Linked DNA regions of Homo sapiens: region 1 is linked to region 2. The links are chromatin contacts, found by Hi-C or POLR2A ChIA-PET in ENCODE. All regions are on one chromosome and are shown on one strand. Each heading gives the region's core, a stretch centred on a gene start or an enhancer-like site at or near the end of the contact. The rest is flanking DNA. Distances are from core to core; before and after follow the strand shown. Region 1 has its middle 190 kb from the start of RPS23. Region 2 has its middle 74 kb from the start of RPS23.

Region 1 (3,667 bases), core at 584-3,083, 120 kb after region 2:
AATGAATTTATACAAATTCTCGAACAATTGAATAAAAAGGCAATTTTAGGATAAATGATAGAAAATATTCCTATTTGTCTATAAAAATGGAAAATGCTAAATGTCTAATTCCCCACAGGATAAATTCTTGAAGAAATTCCATAAATGTCATGGCTTCACATCAAAACACTTCAATGGCAAAATTAATTGTCTCTAAATCCTTTGTGTGATGGTTACATCATAGGGTTGGTTTACCATAGGTCAAATCCACTGTGGTTTTTTTTTTTTTTTTTTTTTGAGATGGAGTTTTGCTCTTATTGCCCAGGCTGGAGTGCAATGGTGTGATCTCGGCTCACTGCCCTCTCCACCTCCTGGGTTCAAGCGATTCTCCTGCCCCAGCTTCCCAGGTAGCTGGGATTACAGGCATGCGCCACCACACCCGGGTAATTTTTTTGTATTTTTAGTAAGACAGGGTTTCACCATGTTGGTCAGGCTGGTCTCAAACTCCTGACTGCAGGTAATCCGCCTACCTCAGCCTCCCAAAGTGCTGGGATTACAGGCATGAGCCACTGCGCCTGGCCTGCCACTATATATATATATATATCGTATATATATAAAAATATATATATTTATATATAATATATATTATATATTATATAATATATATAATATTATATAATATATAATATTATATATTATATATTATATAATATTATATATTATATAATATATTATATATTATATAATATATTATATATTATATAATATATTATTATATTATATGTTATATAATATATTATTATATTATATGATATATAATATATTATTATATTATATGATATATAATATATTATTATATTATATATTATATAATATATTATATATATGTATATATATGTATAATATATATGTATATAATATATTACATTATAATATATAATATAATATTATATTATATATAATATATTATATATTATATCATATAATATATTATATATAATATATTATATAATATAATATGGTATATTATATATTATGTAATATATTATATATATTATGTAATATATTATATATAAAATATATATAATATATATAAAATATATAGATTATATTTATATATTATAATATACAATTATAATATATTATATATATTTTAATATACAATTATAACATATATATTTTAATATAATTATAATATATTATATATATTTTAATATATAATTATATTATATATATTTTAATATATAATTATATTATATATATTTTAATATATAATTATAATATATTATATATATTTTAATATATAATTATAATATATTATATATTTTTTAATATATAATTATATATTAAAAATATATATATATTTTACAGCAGAAGTTATTGCTCCCAACTTACATAGGTAGTAAGAATTGTTCACACCTGATGTGTTTTATACTAAATTAGATACAGACCAAAGAGCTTTTATTAATTGCTAAAACTTTGAAAATTTATACCTTTCTGGGAGAATCGGCAAGTAGGAAAACATAATAGCAATTTAATTAATTAATTAATTTCATTAGCCTTCACAGAGCACTTTGTATAGAGTGAGGCACAGAGTGGCTGGTGAAAGAACTAAAGGTGACAAATGGAGGAGTTTTCCAGGCAGTGAATCGGTGCATCTTTCCAGATTATGAGCAGCAGAGCCTGTGGTAGGTAACACTGCTCTGATTCTATGCCTGATTCTGTCTTTATGGAAGAGCTTAAAATTGGTTTTGGAAGAGCGAGTGTGTGGACATAAAGTTTTCATTTGGTTTCATTTTCCTGAAACCAACTTAATTCTGATGTGACCTTTCCAACTGAAACGCTGCTCCCCCGCATGGCCTCAGAGAGGCCCAGCATCCATCTGTGTTGTATTAAAAGGAAAGACAAACAGTTTTGGACTTCACATTCATGGTGGCTTAGTTTTCAACAGAAACGGAAGATTTAAACAAAAGGTTTCTTGTAAGGAAAGCCTTTTCTCCTTTATTGTTAGATATTATAAAAATATAAGCTTTTCCTCAAGTTGATGTCATTGTACTCCCACTCTTAATAAAAGAAAACAGAATAGAAAATTTAAATAGCCCTGTATCTATTAAAGAAATTGAATTTGTAATGAAAAACCTTCCCGTAAAGAAAAGGAAATAAGACATGACTTGATGAATTAACATTTTGCTTTCAGAAACTGGTTTGTGTATTTTGGCAGTTGAATAAAATTCTGCTAAACTCTGGAGCAAAATGAAGGTCCCTGTAATGGCGGCTAAATAGGGATGTGGCGATTCCCTGAATGGGGACGCTGACTGTATCACCCTCACAGAGGGGCCTATTCCAGACTTAGCTTACACATGGCTGAAATGGTCAACTAAAGGGTTGTTTTGTTCCATTTGATCGCTTTAGTGTGTGAAGATACAGTTCAAGCGTCATCAGGAAAAAAAAATGTGTAATACAAAGAAAAGTAGTAAATAGAAAATTGACATCTTGAACGGTGACTGAGTCTGTGAACTCCAGCCCTTGCCACACATGAGGTTCAGTGAAGGTCTGGGTTTGCACGATCTGGTGGACTTTTGGAAGAGCCATTTTCTACACCCTCCATCCGACTTCAGCCTTTACCTCTATGCTGAAGATGTCCACATTTAAAGTTCATTTCTTAGTCTTGCCCTCAAGATCCATTTTCCTGTGGCATATATTTTATCTGTCACAACAGACCTTAAAATCAGGATGTTTAAAACTGAAATTTTCATTTCCTCTCATAACATTCTCTCTTCTCAGTAATAGCGTGTCCATTCTTCCGGTCACCCACATTTGGAAATCTAAGCATTCCCCCTGCCATCACCTTCTTAGCTGACTTCCAGGCAGCTGTTAGGAGAGTAGAATACACTGGCATCTGCAGATCCTTGACATTTCCTGGGAATGGATTCCTAAGACTTCCAGAACCTGTAGATATTCAAACAGTACTATAATAGATTTTTGTACCATAAATTGCAGCAAAATTAAACTTTTGCTACTAAAGACAAAGAAAACAAAAAGCCACAGTATAGAGAAAAGACTGAGCAATCAGCTGATCTTACTCACTGGCTAAACTATTCCTTCCAATGTAATGTGCCTGAGCTAAGCTACCAACTTAGCAAAATGGTATATTACAGGGGGCCCTTGGAGATGTAACTTCTGGGCTTCGCTGAGTATTAGGACTCTGAAGGTCCGTGAAGTTTATTAATTTTGTTAGGCCAATATAACAAAGGCATTGCATGAAATGACTCCAGCCATTGCTCCAGCCAGCACAAGAATTGTTCAACAGGGGAGGCATTAAACTTCAATGAAAGTGGAAAAGGCAGTTAACTTGTGGTGTGAGGATATGCACAGGAGACACACAACTCTTAATGGAAATGAAAATAAAATGTTGAAAAAGCCAGAAGCGCATGTAAATATTTCTGTGAAGGACCAATGAAATTGTTTCAAATTTTCATTTATATGTTAGTACTTTTTGGGGAGAAATTATATGTGAAAGGTGCACTGTGACTGGGATTTTTGACTGTCTGGAGATGTGTTCTCTCAGAGTGCTAAGGAGCTACAAAACTATATGTTGTGAATCTTTGAGGTTGCTCACAAGTATTAAGATCTATAATATTTCAAAATAAATATGCATATAGCCACATATACATATATATATGTATAA
Region 2 (3,647 bases), core at 693-3,192:
AACAAATGGGTGGTTTTTAATAATGAACCTCACCCTGTTATAACCAAATACTCGTGTCAGAGAAACTAGCTTGCTTTTATATCAAGATTATGGCCCTGGATTTTGATAATGCCACAGAAATATTGTCAAATGTTGTTCACTCGGCTCTGCTCTTTCCAAGTTGAGGTGAGCTAAGGGAGCCAACCAAAGTAAGGTTGGTTTCCTGCTCCTTTTCCCCCCCACTTAACCCTTTGCTTAAAAAGCTCTCCGAGGCCATAAACTACTAGGACACAACTCCCTATTAATTAGCCATTTATAACTATGTTTCTGTTGATTTTTTGGACCAATCATTAATTTGATAGGGTTATAGGAAGTCCTATGCTCCTGTAACTGAGAAGACACTGTCTAAGTGTGGGTCCAGATTGAGGAGGTCCTTTGGGGTCTGTTGCTTCTATCATTGGCCTGACCCACGCTGTCTCTCAAATTCAGACCTCTCAGAAAAAGGAAGAAAGGCTTCATCCGCAGTGGGCATTAAAAAAAATCATAAACATCTATTCATGGTCTTGGAATTGAATCTTAAGGCAAAGCAGGATCTCAGGTAAGATTGACAGATGATGAACTGGCAGCCCACACCCCATTCCTGTTGATATGTTCTACCTCTTTCTATTACTGGGGTGTGATTACTTCAAAGCCAGGAAGAGCTGCAATCTAATTTTAGAAGAATGCCCTTCTTTTACACGTTGGTGAGTATATATCTTAATATATGATGTATATATCTATATAATTTTAGTAGTTGTATAATAAAAATTGGGATAGGTAAACAAAAGAGAGCAGCTGAAAAGTCTACCTATAAAGGCTTCAGGCTAACATAGTTACTTATATTGCTTCTACCACAAATCTGTGGGGATGATTTTTATTTGTTGGGAAGGGTTGTCTCTGAATTTCCTGTAAAGTTTGGCATTTTAAATCTTTTTTTTGACTCTTCTCCTGTTAAATATATATCTTGGAAACTTGGCTGTTTCTGTTTCCTGAGCTTCACAGCGAACCAACAAACCAGCAGTAACTGTAATCCACCTCTTAAAATTTAATCCCTTGGGACAGTCCATCTCAATGGCAGAATAAGAAACACTCTCCTGGCAGAATAAGGGTGAAGATAAGCCTATTCCTGTACTTATCTGGGAGCACATGTAGGTATGAGTAACAAGACCAAGAGCTGCCAAGGGTGAAGGAAGATGTAGGAGCCCATGGATTGCATGAGGGAAATATGGATCCTGTGAAGGGCAAGTTGGTTTCTTTGTGTGGACGACCCAGATAAAGCAATGAAAATGGATAATAAGGACAGTAAGGACAAGTGCCTTCCAAGGCATTAAGGCAAATGAGATTGTAGCATGGATACAGAAGAGAAAGGAGAGAGAGAAAAAGTAGATGGAAAAGTAAATGACTCAAACCTTCCATTACTGAAAGTTCCAAATGTTTCTTTAATGGCAATCACCAGATTGTAGGCCTTCATTTTTCACCGGTCAGCATTCCCTCATCTTTCTGTTCATAACAAATGTGAGTTCCTCTTCTGACCACTAGAGGTCTCTAGAGAATCACGGATCAACATCTGAAGCCTCATACCCTCTTGCTATCAGCCACTCTAGGAGGTGGAAATGTTTATTTTTCCAACATGAATAGTCAGTCACATAGTCACAAGAGATCCAAGGCCTGAATCTTAAATTTCTAAAAATTAAAAAATGCATATAGCTGCTTCAGTGGGTAGCTGCCTACTCAACTTCAAGCTGGCACTGACCATCATCCCTCAAATATGTCCCTTGCTATTTTGATGGTAGAAATTCTGCTATTACACAGAATAACAGCACTGCTTCTACTAAAAAGGCAAATGCTGTGGAAGCCTAATTTATACAATCATAATGAGTTATTTATACGATAGTATGAGTGACTCCGTTGGGCCTTTGCCATTGTGATTACGAAGGATGACAGATCAGGGTTGGTGGGGAGATGAGGAGGGCAATGAAAGAGGAGGTGAAGACAAACTTCATCTACTTCACACCATTGCAGAGGTCTGACCCCAGGTCCTCTTCCAACTTCCTGCCCCTCAGTAAGTGCTGTGGGTGTGTAACCCAACTCTGGGGTCAAGTGAACAAACTGCCCTCAACTTCCTTAAGGCTTCCTGTTCAAGACGATGACTTCCAGACTTTACTGGGACACTGATATTATCACCTCTGGAGTCCTTGATGTGACTCTCTTCCTGGTCATATGGACTGTAGCTATTTTGGGCGTGTCCAACATGTTTGATAGTGCCGGTGATGACAAGTGTACATTTCAACATTCCATTATTTAGAACACGCATGTAATTATTTGTAATGAATCACTGATGACATCTGGAGAACAATGAAGTCCTCTTTTAATGTTTGGATGATTAGCTATCGGAAATTTTTACTTTGATGGTCTTTCATTTTTATCTCAAGGATTTTGGATATTAGTTCCTGTTGCACTCTGATGTACATTAATTTTTCCTACATTTATCTGTCCATCAAACATTTATTGAGAGTCTATTAATTTCCTCTTACACTGAAGGCTCTATAAATATGAGGATGAATAGGAAGAATAGGGCAGGGTTCTCAAGAAGTTCGTCAGTTGATAGAAGGGCCAGATATGTTGAGGCAGTTACGAAGTGCATGATAAATAGAGAAGTACGAAGTGCATGATAAATAGAGAAGTACGAAGTGCATTGGGACTAGGAAAAAAATAAAGAAATACTTCTAGAAAAATAAAGTCCATTTTCTCAGCTTGTTTGAAAGCCATCATCTGTTGTTGTTATTATTTTTCATCAGGGGACAGTAGTCTGATAATTCACCTTGATGCCTTTGGTATATTTTTTAATTGCTTTTAGCTCTTTTAAAAGGTGCTTACCACAGGGTTGAAGGGTAGAGTATATGTAAGGCAATGTGGCTAGAGCCTACTGGTATAACCCATTCCAAAGGAGTGACCTCTTATCTGGTCAAAGGAAGACCAGTGGCCAGTAGGGTTGCCTGTGTTTTCACAGTGGATATCCTGGAGCTCCTGAAGTTGGTACTACTGGAACACAGAACATTCCCTACTGAAGAGAATGTTATAAAGTGCATATGTTCTTTCTTTCTGCAATTTTCAAGGATTGTGCACATCTCTCAGTAACCTAGCCTTCTTTTGAAGCCTTGCTTACAAGACAGAAAATTAGGTGAGTGGCTGAGATTTAGAAGTGCGTATCTACCAAGGGGGAGAGAATAAACTGTCTTTTGAGCAGAGAGGTGGCGCGAAAGCTCACCAACTTCCTGGGTCCAGTATTCTCAGGAGGCCATCTCTTCTGCTGAGGATGGCTTCCTGCAATGGGCTGTGGGTTTGTTTTATCTCTGACCCAAAATAGCATTTGTATTCAGTTCTCTCAATGGAGAGAGTGGAGAGAGCAAATTTCATTTCTTCATTATGCAAAAAGACACATGTATTTATAATGAACAACTCCATTTGGCTTTTTACTTTTAGGTGGGCATAGACTTCAATTGATGCCAGATCCTCCTTTTTCCTTGGAGAATCATGCTTGTACTTTCTTAAATTACATTTATCTACCCTTCTGCATTTTCTTTACTCTGATATTCTTTTTGGAAACTTTTTTTTTTTTCAAACCTCCA

What was found. Hi-C counts contacts between places; a loop is a spot of excess contacts on that map. ChIA-PET counts read pairs that join two places held with the same protein, here RNA polymerase II (POLR2A). Pooled maps may share reads with other maps.
Region 1: a loop to region 2 is called in a map of CD4-positive, alpha-beta T cell, with 3 times the contacts of the local background. The contact joins two enhancer-like sites. A Hi-C loop is called at or near these places in 7 of 168 maps with a recorded cell type or tissue (CD4-positive, alpha-beta T cell, HepG2, K562 and 4 more) and 16 of 50 pooled maps. POLR2A ChIA-PET finds 5 or more read pairs at or near these places in 2 of 52 experiments (WTC11 and endothelial cell of umbilical vein).

Annotation. Positions count from the first base shown.
Region 1 is chr5:82,465,572-82,469,238 of GRCh38, forward strand. No RefSeq gene overlaps it. Among named protein-coding and RNA genes, the nearest start is that of RPS23, 190 kb to the left of the region's middle. Within about 2 kb of position 1,834, at least 4 of the 41 ENCODE cell types and tissues checked have a DNase peak (open chromatin) inside an H3K27ac peak, as active enhancers do.
Region 2 is chr5:82,350,436-82,354,082 of GRCh38, forward strand. No RefSeq gene overlaps it. Among named protein-coding and RNA genes, the nearest start is that of RPS23, 74 kb to the left of the region's middle. RefSeq lists an enhancer at 1,859-3,058. Within about 2 kb of position 1,943, at least 3 of the 41 ENCODE cell types and tissues checked have a DNase peak (open chromatin) inside an H3K27ac peak, as active enhancers do.